2 separate regions of the Homo sapiens genome follow, and region 2 is linked to region 1. Evidence: read pairs that join two places in POLR2A ChIA-PET (ENCODE). Cell type or tissue: OCI-LY7. All regions are shown on one strand.

Region 1 (4,000 bases):
CAATTTCTGTCCTCATATGATGGTATGAACCAGCCCTGTGGATATCCTGGAGCATAGGAATTATTAATTAGAAGAACTGCTGCATGTGAATAAACAATAAGCAAATTAATTAATTTTGTATGTTAAAGTGAATTTTTCACTACATAAGAGCTAAGTGACTGGAAAGATTGTATATTTCATCAGCACATTCAAATTTCACAAAATCATCACACACTGTAGGATATATGTTCAAATATATTCACACCTCCAAATCAAATATAAAAGAAAAGGAAAAATAGAGTGAAATCTTATTATTGTTTTCTACTGATATTTCACTTTTAGATGTGACATCTGAAATCTAAGACAAAAAAAGGCTTCTGCTTTTATTTTGAATCATAAAGTTAACAAGTCCATTTTTAAAAATCATGAGCACCAAATTCCTTAAAGATGAGATATTGTTATTTCATAACTTTCCATCCAAATCATGCCTAAATCATTTTTCAGTTCTTTGGAGCAGATGACGATTAAGGGGGAAAGGGAAGGAGGGATCAAAATGTTCACTTAAATGGAATTTAGTTTGTTTTTGTAAGGCTGAAATCCCTTGAAGATGGTATATAAACTACTACTTTAGGCCAGGGGGTAGCAAACCTTTTCTGTGAAGGGCCAGATAGTAAATCTTTTAGGATTTGTGGACCATGGACCATGCTGTCTCTGCCAAAATGGCTCAACTCTGTTGTTTTACGGCAAAACAGCCATAAACTACACATAAACAAAGGGACATAGCTGTGTTTCAATAAAACTTTATTTGTGGACGCTAAAAATTTTAATGTTATATAATTTTCACATGTCATTTTTCTTTTGATTTTTTTTTAATCATTTAAGATGTGAAATTCGTCCTTAGTTGGCAGACCTCACAAGAATCTGGTGGCTGATTGGACTTGACACATGGCCAACTGCCAGTCCCTGCTAATAGGCCAGTGCATGGTGCTTGGGATCTGCTGCTTCTCTTTGGTCCTGGTATTGAAGGGTAGGAGGTAGGAGAGGAGAATCCAAGAGATTTATAAAACAAAACTCTATAGATTTTCTAAAAACAATTTGTAAGACAAAACTCTATTGTTTTTCTAAAGACAATTCAAATCTCTTTATTAATCTAAGAAGTTACTATCGTGGCCGGGTGCGGTGGCTCACGCCTGTAATCCCAGCACTTTGGGAGGCTGAGGCGGGCGGATCACCTGAGGTCGGGAGTTTGAGACCAGCCTGACCAATGTGGAGAAACCCCGTCTCTACTAAAATTACAAAATAAGCCGGGCATGGTGACACATGCCTGTAATCCCAGCTACTAGGGAGGCTGAGGCAGGAGAATCACTTGAACCCGGGAGGCGGAGGTTGCAGTGAGCTGAGATCACACCATTGCACTCCAGCAACAAGGGCAAAACTCCGGAAAAAAAAAAAAAAAAGGAAGTATATTTTTAAAAGTTTATAAAACATTTAAAGAAACAATGAGTTTTAAAAGGATGCACCTGGAGAACATTATGCTGAGTGACATAAACCAGAAACAGAAAGATACTGTATGATCTCACTTACATGTGGAACCTAAAAAAGTCGAACTCAGGGCAGAGAGTAGAATTGTGGTTACCAGAGACTTGGGAAAGGGAAAAATGGGGAGATGATGATTAAAGGGTACAAAGTTTCAGTTATGCAAGATAAATAAGTTCTGGAGACCTATTATATAGCATAGTGCCTATAGCTAACAATACTGTATTGTACACTTAAAATGTGTCCAAGAGGGTAGCTCTTATACTGAGTGTTCTTACCCATACACACACAAAAATTAATAATATTAATAATAAAGGGGCTGGGAGAAAACTTTAGGAGGTGATGAATATATTTATGGTCTTGATGGTAGTGATGGTTTTATGGGTATATACTTATCCTTAAACCCACAGAGCTGTGTACTTTATTTTTTTCCCTCTTTTTCTACGTCTCACAGAAGACTTCTATACAGTTGTATACTTTAAAAATGTGTAGCTTTTTTGTTGTTGTTGAAACGGAGTCTCGCTCTGTTGCCCAGAGTGGAGTGCAGTGGTGCAATCTCGGCTCACTGCAACCTCCACCTCCCGGGTTCAAACGATTCTCCTGCCCCAGTCTCCCAAGTAGCTAGAATTACAGGCTCCCACCACCACACCCGCCTAATTTTTGTATATTTAGCAGAGATGGGGTTTCACCATGTTGGCCAGGCTGGTCTCAAACTCCTGACCTCAGGTGATCCACCAACCTCGGCCTCCCGAAGTGCTGCAATTACAGGAATGAGCCACCGCACCTGGCCTATGTGTAGCTTTTTATATGTAAATTGTACCTCAATAAAGTGTTTTTTGTTCTTTTTATTCACTTATTTATTTTGAGATGGAATCTTGCTCTGTTGCCCAGTCTGGAGTGCAGTGGCACTAGCTGGGCTCACTGCAACCTCCACCTTCTGGGTTCAAGCGATTCTCCTGGGTCAGCCTCCCCAGCAGCTAAGATTACAGACACGCACCACCACACACGGCTAATCTTTTTTGCTTTTTTTTAAGTAGAGACAGGGTTTCACCATGTGGGCCAGGCTGGTCTCAAACTCCTGACCTCAAGTGATCCACCCACCTCGGCCTCCCAAAGCACTGGGATTACAGGCGTGAGCCACCATGCCTGGCTGTTTTTTAAATTTTTGAGACAAGTCTTGCTCTGTTGCCCAGGCTGGAGTGCAGCGTTGCGATCTCAGCTCACTGCAACCTCCGCCTCCTGGGTTCATGATTCTCGTGCTTCAGCCTCCCGAGTATCTGGGACTACAGGCGCATGCCACCACATCTGGCTAATTTTTGTATTCTTAATAGAGACAGGATTTCACCATGTTGACGAAGCTGGTCTCAAACTGATGGCCTCACGTGATCCACCTGCCTCAGCCTCCCAAAGTGCTGGGATTACAGGTGTGAGCCACCGTGCCTGGCCTTGTTTTTATTTTTTAAGGGCAGCTCTGAATGAAGAGACATCCATTCCTTCCTATTTTTCTTGCTGAGCATTGGGAAATAATAATTTTTTTAAAAAAAGAAACTTCCTAGATTAATAATGAGAAGTAGTATCTGTTTATTGTTTTGTTTTAGTTTTTTGTTATATATGTCTTTTGAAACAGAGTCTCATTCTGTCGCCCAGGCTGGAGTGCAGTGGTGCGATCTTGGTTCACTGCAACCTCAACCTCTCGGGCTCAAGCGATCTCCCCACCTCAGCCTCTCAAATAGCTGAGACCACAGGAGCATACCACTACGCCAGGCTAATTTTTATATTTTTTGTAGAGATGAGGTTTTGCCATGTTGCCCGGGCTGGTCTCAAACTCCTGAGCTCAAGCAATCCACTCACCATGTCCTCCCAAAACGCTGGGATTATAGGCGTGAGCCACCTGGCCCTGCTCATTGTTTTCATTAGCATTTCTTTGATTACTACTTATGTGAACTTTTTCACATTTTTAGGCCTTCCATATTTCTTTTTTGTGAATTACTCATTGCCTTCCCCCCTTTTTTTGCTATTGAAGTTTTTTTTTTTTTTTTTTTTGAGACAGAGTCTCACTCTGTCACCCAAGCTGGAGTACAGTGGCACGATCTTGGCTCACTGCAACCTCCACCTCCCAGGTTCAAGCAGTTCTCCTGCCTCAGCCTCCTGAGTAGCTGGGATTACAGGCATTTGCCACCACACCCGGCTAATTTTTGTATTTTTAGTAGAGATGGGTTTTCGCCATGTTGGCCATGCTGGTCTCAAACTCCTGATCTCAAGTGATCTGCCCACTTCAGCTTCCCAAAGTTGTGGGATTACAGGCATGAGCCACCATGCTGGCTGAGATTGTTTTTCTAATTTATTTTACGCAAGCTCTGTATATTGTTACTGACCCTTTATCTATTATTAAGTAATAAATATTTCCCCATTCTCCCTTGCTGTTTTATTTTGTGGAGTGTGTTTATGATAGGTAATCTTATTGTAGTCAAAAGCAATCTTTTCT
Region 2 (4,000 bases), 150 kb after region 1:
TATTTAATCTTGGTATTCATGAACTTTTTGTTTAAATCTCTTAAATGCTGTAAGACCTGTTTTCCACTTGTAAGAGGCATGAAATATAAGCACTTTTTTGTTAACAACTGGATTTCATTTCTGCTTAAGACAGTCTTTGGTCAGGCATGGTGGCTCACACTTGTAATCTCGGTGCTTTGGGAGGCCAAGGTGGGACAATGGCTTGAGGCCAGGTGTTCAAGACCAGCCTAAGCAACACAGTGAGACCCTATGTCTACAAAAAAATTTAAAAATTAGCTAGGCATGGGGTGGCACCTGCCTGTAGCCCCAACTACTCAAGAGGCTGAGGTGGGAGGACAACTTGAGCTTTGGAGGTCAAGGCTGCACTGAGCTGTGATGGCACCACGTCTTTGTCCTACTATTTCCCTTATTCACCATTTATTCTCATCCTAAGTATCTCATAATAAAAAATATATTCCATTTAGACTTGACTCCACACTGATTAGCTGGTGACTGACCTCTCTGAGCCTAACTCCTAACATGCCAAACCAAGATAATACCATCTTTGCCTGGCACCAAGAAAACTTTTTAAAAACAACACAAATTATGTACATCAAAATGTTCTTTAGATGTAATATACTGTGTGCATTATGTACAGCATTCCCATCCAGGCATATTTATATGAGGTCCCCGCATTTACCGTAAGTGCGGAGACAGGCACTGCTTGAACATCACCTCCATAATCTTCACATACCACATCGTAAGCCAGCAGCTCTTTTTTCACTTTCTCAGGATCAGCCTCAGCTTTGTCACATTTATTTACGGCAAGGATAATAGGAACTGAAAGAAATGGAGTTAAAAAGAGTGAAAATGATGACACCTTCAATTCCAGGTATTCACAGTGAAAGACATCAACTTTCTGTTCTGGTTTTCTCTTTATTCAGTGGATGTTTTTATCTAACAAAAGGCCAAAATGACCCACTTTAGAGTCACATCACCCTACTCTGCGCTCTACATATAGAGAAATCCAGATGCAAGATGTTAAAAGTATAATTATAAGCAGATTCTGAGTGAATAACAGACACCTGAGATTATCAAAAAAAACAATACAGTCGGGCTGGGTGCGGTGGCTCATGCCTGTAATCCTAGCACTTTGGGAAGCTGAGGCGGGTGGATCACCTGAGGTCAGGAGTTTGAGATCAGCCTGGCCAACATGGAGAAATCCCGTCTCTACTAAAAAATACAAAAATTAGCCGGGCGTGGTGGCATGCACCTGTAATCCCAGCTACTTGGGAGCCTGAGGCAGGAGAATCGCTTGAACCAGGAAGGCAGAGCTTGCAGTGAGCTGAAATCGTGTCACTGCACTCCAGCATGGGCAACAGAGCGAGACTCCATCCCAGAAAAAACACAACAAACAATACAATCATCCCTGGGTATACTGGTGGATTGGTTCCAGGACCCCCACCACTGCCTATACCAAAATCCCGGCATACTCAAGTCTTGCAGCCAGCCCTGCAGAATCGTGTGTACAAAAAGCCATGTAAGGAAGTTTCAAATTCTGTGAATGCTGTTTTATTTATGTTTGGTTGAAAAAAATGTGTGTGTTAAGTGGACCCACACAGTTCAAACCCGTGATGTTCAAAGGTCAACTGTATTTTGGGTAGAAAAAGGCCTATCCTTAAACCTAAAAGCAAGATCAGTAAGTACACTGGAGATAATCTCCAAAAAAAAAAAAAAAATCATGGGAAGATTCCAATTCAATACTGCTAGATCATTTGCCTCTTCTTTCCAGGGTTTATTTACTCATTGTTAAAACCCAACATCTCATCCTAGGTTAAAACTAAGTACCAATATCACAAATTTTCTTTTAGGACTTATACTATTTATTCATACACCTAGGTCAGTGACCTAGTAGGCTCTCAATAAATGTTTACTTAATGAAAGGACCAAACAATCTTTTAATCTACTTACTATCACTAGACATATCCTCTCTTTAGAGAAATCACACAAAATTCTACGAGGTAATTCTGTGGTTGCATTTCATCATCTCTGTAATTTTCTCAGGTATCAAACAGAAATTTTAAAAGATACAAAAAAGTTTTGCAATCCACAACGTACTATTACGAAAAAGTACATTCTGGCCGGGCACGGTGGCTCATACCTGTAATCCCAGGACTTTGGGAGGTGGGTGGATCACCTGAGGTCAGGAGTTTGAGACCAACCTGGCCAACATGGTAAAACCCCATCTCTACTAAAAATACAAAAATTAGCCAGGTGTGGTGGCAGTCACCTGTAATCCCAGCTATTCGGGAGGCTGAGGCAGGAGAATCGCTTGAACCTGGGAGAAGGAGGTTGAAGTGAGCCAAGATTGCACCACTGCACTCCAGCCTGGGCAATAAGAGCAAAACTCCGTCTCAAAAAAAAAAAAAAAAAAAAAAGAAAAGGAAAAAGTACATTCTATGTTGATGAGCTGGAACTTAACCGGTACCAAGAGAAGAGGTGTACAAAGCATGATCTAATGAAGTTATCCTATCTCAACCAATTGCTTTGTAATGGGATCCCTGGCAAATTTATCCCTCTCTTTTTGCATGTATTCCCTAGAATCATTAAGAACATAGTACATCATACAAAGGCAGTTTTGAGGAATTAAAAAGAAAAGAGAATAACATTGGAAGCTAGCAGATCCAAATTCCATATGCAGACATACTGAAAATTAGTGTATAATTGTATATAATTAGGGAGAGTTCTGGCTGCTGTCTGAGTCTTAGTTTTCATGCTGTAAAATGAAAGAACTGGACTAGTTCAGTAACTCCCAACCTTTTAAAAATCTTGCCAGTAAATCTGGGGGTAATATGACACACTTTATCGAGTACATTTTCTCAGTAAGGGTAGGGGTACAGTCATTTCAGAATAAAAATCAATATACCGAATGTGTAACTTTTTTTTGAGACGGAGTTTCGCTTTTGTTGCCCAGGCTGGAGTGCAATGGCACAATCTCGGCTCACCACTACCTCCACCTCCCGGGTTCAAGTGATTCTCCTGCCTCAGCCTCCCAAGTAGCTGGGATTACAGGTATGTGCCACCATGCCTGGCTAACTTTGTATTTTTAGTAGAGACAGGGATTTTCCATGTTGGTCAGGCTGGTCTCGAACTCCCAATGACCTCAGGTGATCCACCGGCCTCGGCCTCCCAAAGTGCTGGGATTCCAGGTGTGAGCCCCCACTCCCAGCCTAGAATGTATAATTACATGTGTGGGTATTTATTATTATAACTTTTAAATGAAGAAATAAGGGAGAAGATGGTTAAGTGATTTTCCAAAAGTCTGAATTTTATACATTTGATCAGATAAGAACTTATTTAAAGCAGAAGGGAAAGTTTCTCTTTAGAGAAGAATTCCACATAATAAATTAACAGGAAATAACAGAATATAACCACTATGCAACTCCTAATGAATTTATGTGATGGATAGATCGAATTTCATTATTCTTTTCTTACTTTTGTATCTGTTTAAAATTTCTATGATAAAAAGTTGAAAAAAAAAGGGCATAGTAGAGGAAAGATTGTACCTGTGGTCTGTACTTATGGTCACAACTCCCAAGTTGAATCCTGCTATACTCTTCCTATTAGTTATAAGTCTGTGGGAAAACAATTTATCTTTGAGGCTTATCTGTAATACACGTATAATAACTCTGGGATTGTTGTGAAGACTAAATGAGCTATATGTAAATGGCCCCAGAACTTTGACTTTATGTAGTAGATCCATTAAGTCAGCCACACAGTACCCTGTGCATCTTTGGCATGCTGAATAGATTCTACAGTTTGTTTCATCACTCCATCATCTGCAGCTACAACCAATACGACAATGTCAGTGACCTGAGCACCTCTGGCTCTCATTGCTGAGAAAGCAGCATGTCCTGGAGTATCAAGAAAAGTTATCTTTTCCCCAGAAGGCAGAGAGACTGTGGAAACAGAAATTCAAGAACATCAAGGATTCAAACATGTACTTCCTTAATACCAAAGA

Evidence for each region. Peaks named below come from ENCODE experiments on the same cell type or tissue, not always from the same donor. Only the 100,000 strongest peaks of a DNase experiment are listed, where the experiment ranks them.
Region 2: POLR2A ChIA-PET joins it to region 1 with 5 read pairs; 2 of 35 experiments call an interaction of 5 or more read pairs at or near these places.

What each region holds. Positions count from the first base shown.
Region 1 is chr2:55,101,690-55,105,689 of GRCh38, forward strand. It overlaps a transcript of RTN4 not described here. Among named protein-coding and RNA genes, the nearest start is that of RTN4, 53 kb to the left of the region's middle. In OCI-LY7, no CTCF peak of the experiment used is centred here; a DNase peak (open chromatin) is centred at 1,522.
Region 2 is chr2:55,248,716-55,252,715 of GRCh38, forward strand. It overlaps MTIF2 (mitochondrial translational initiation factor 2), which reads right to left. Exons shown (of 16, transcript NM_002453.3): 8 at 3,762-3,938; 9 at 680-819. Among named protein-coding and RNA genes, the nearest start is that of RPS27A, 18 kb to the left of the region's middle. In OCI-LY7, no CTCF peak of the experiment used is centred here; no DNase peak of the experiment used is centred here.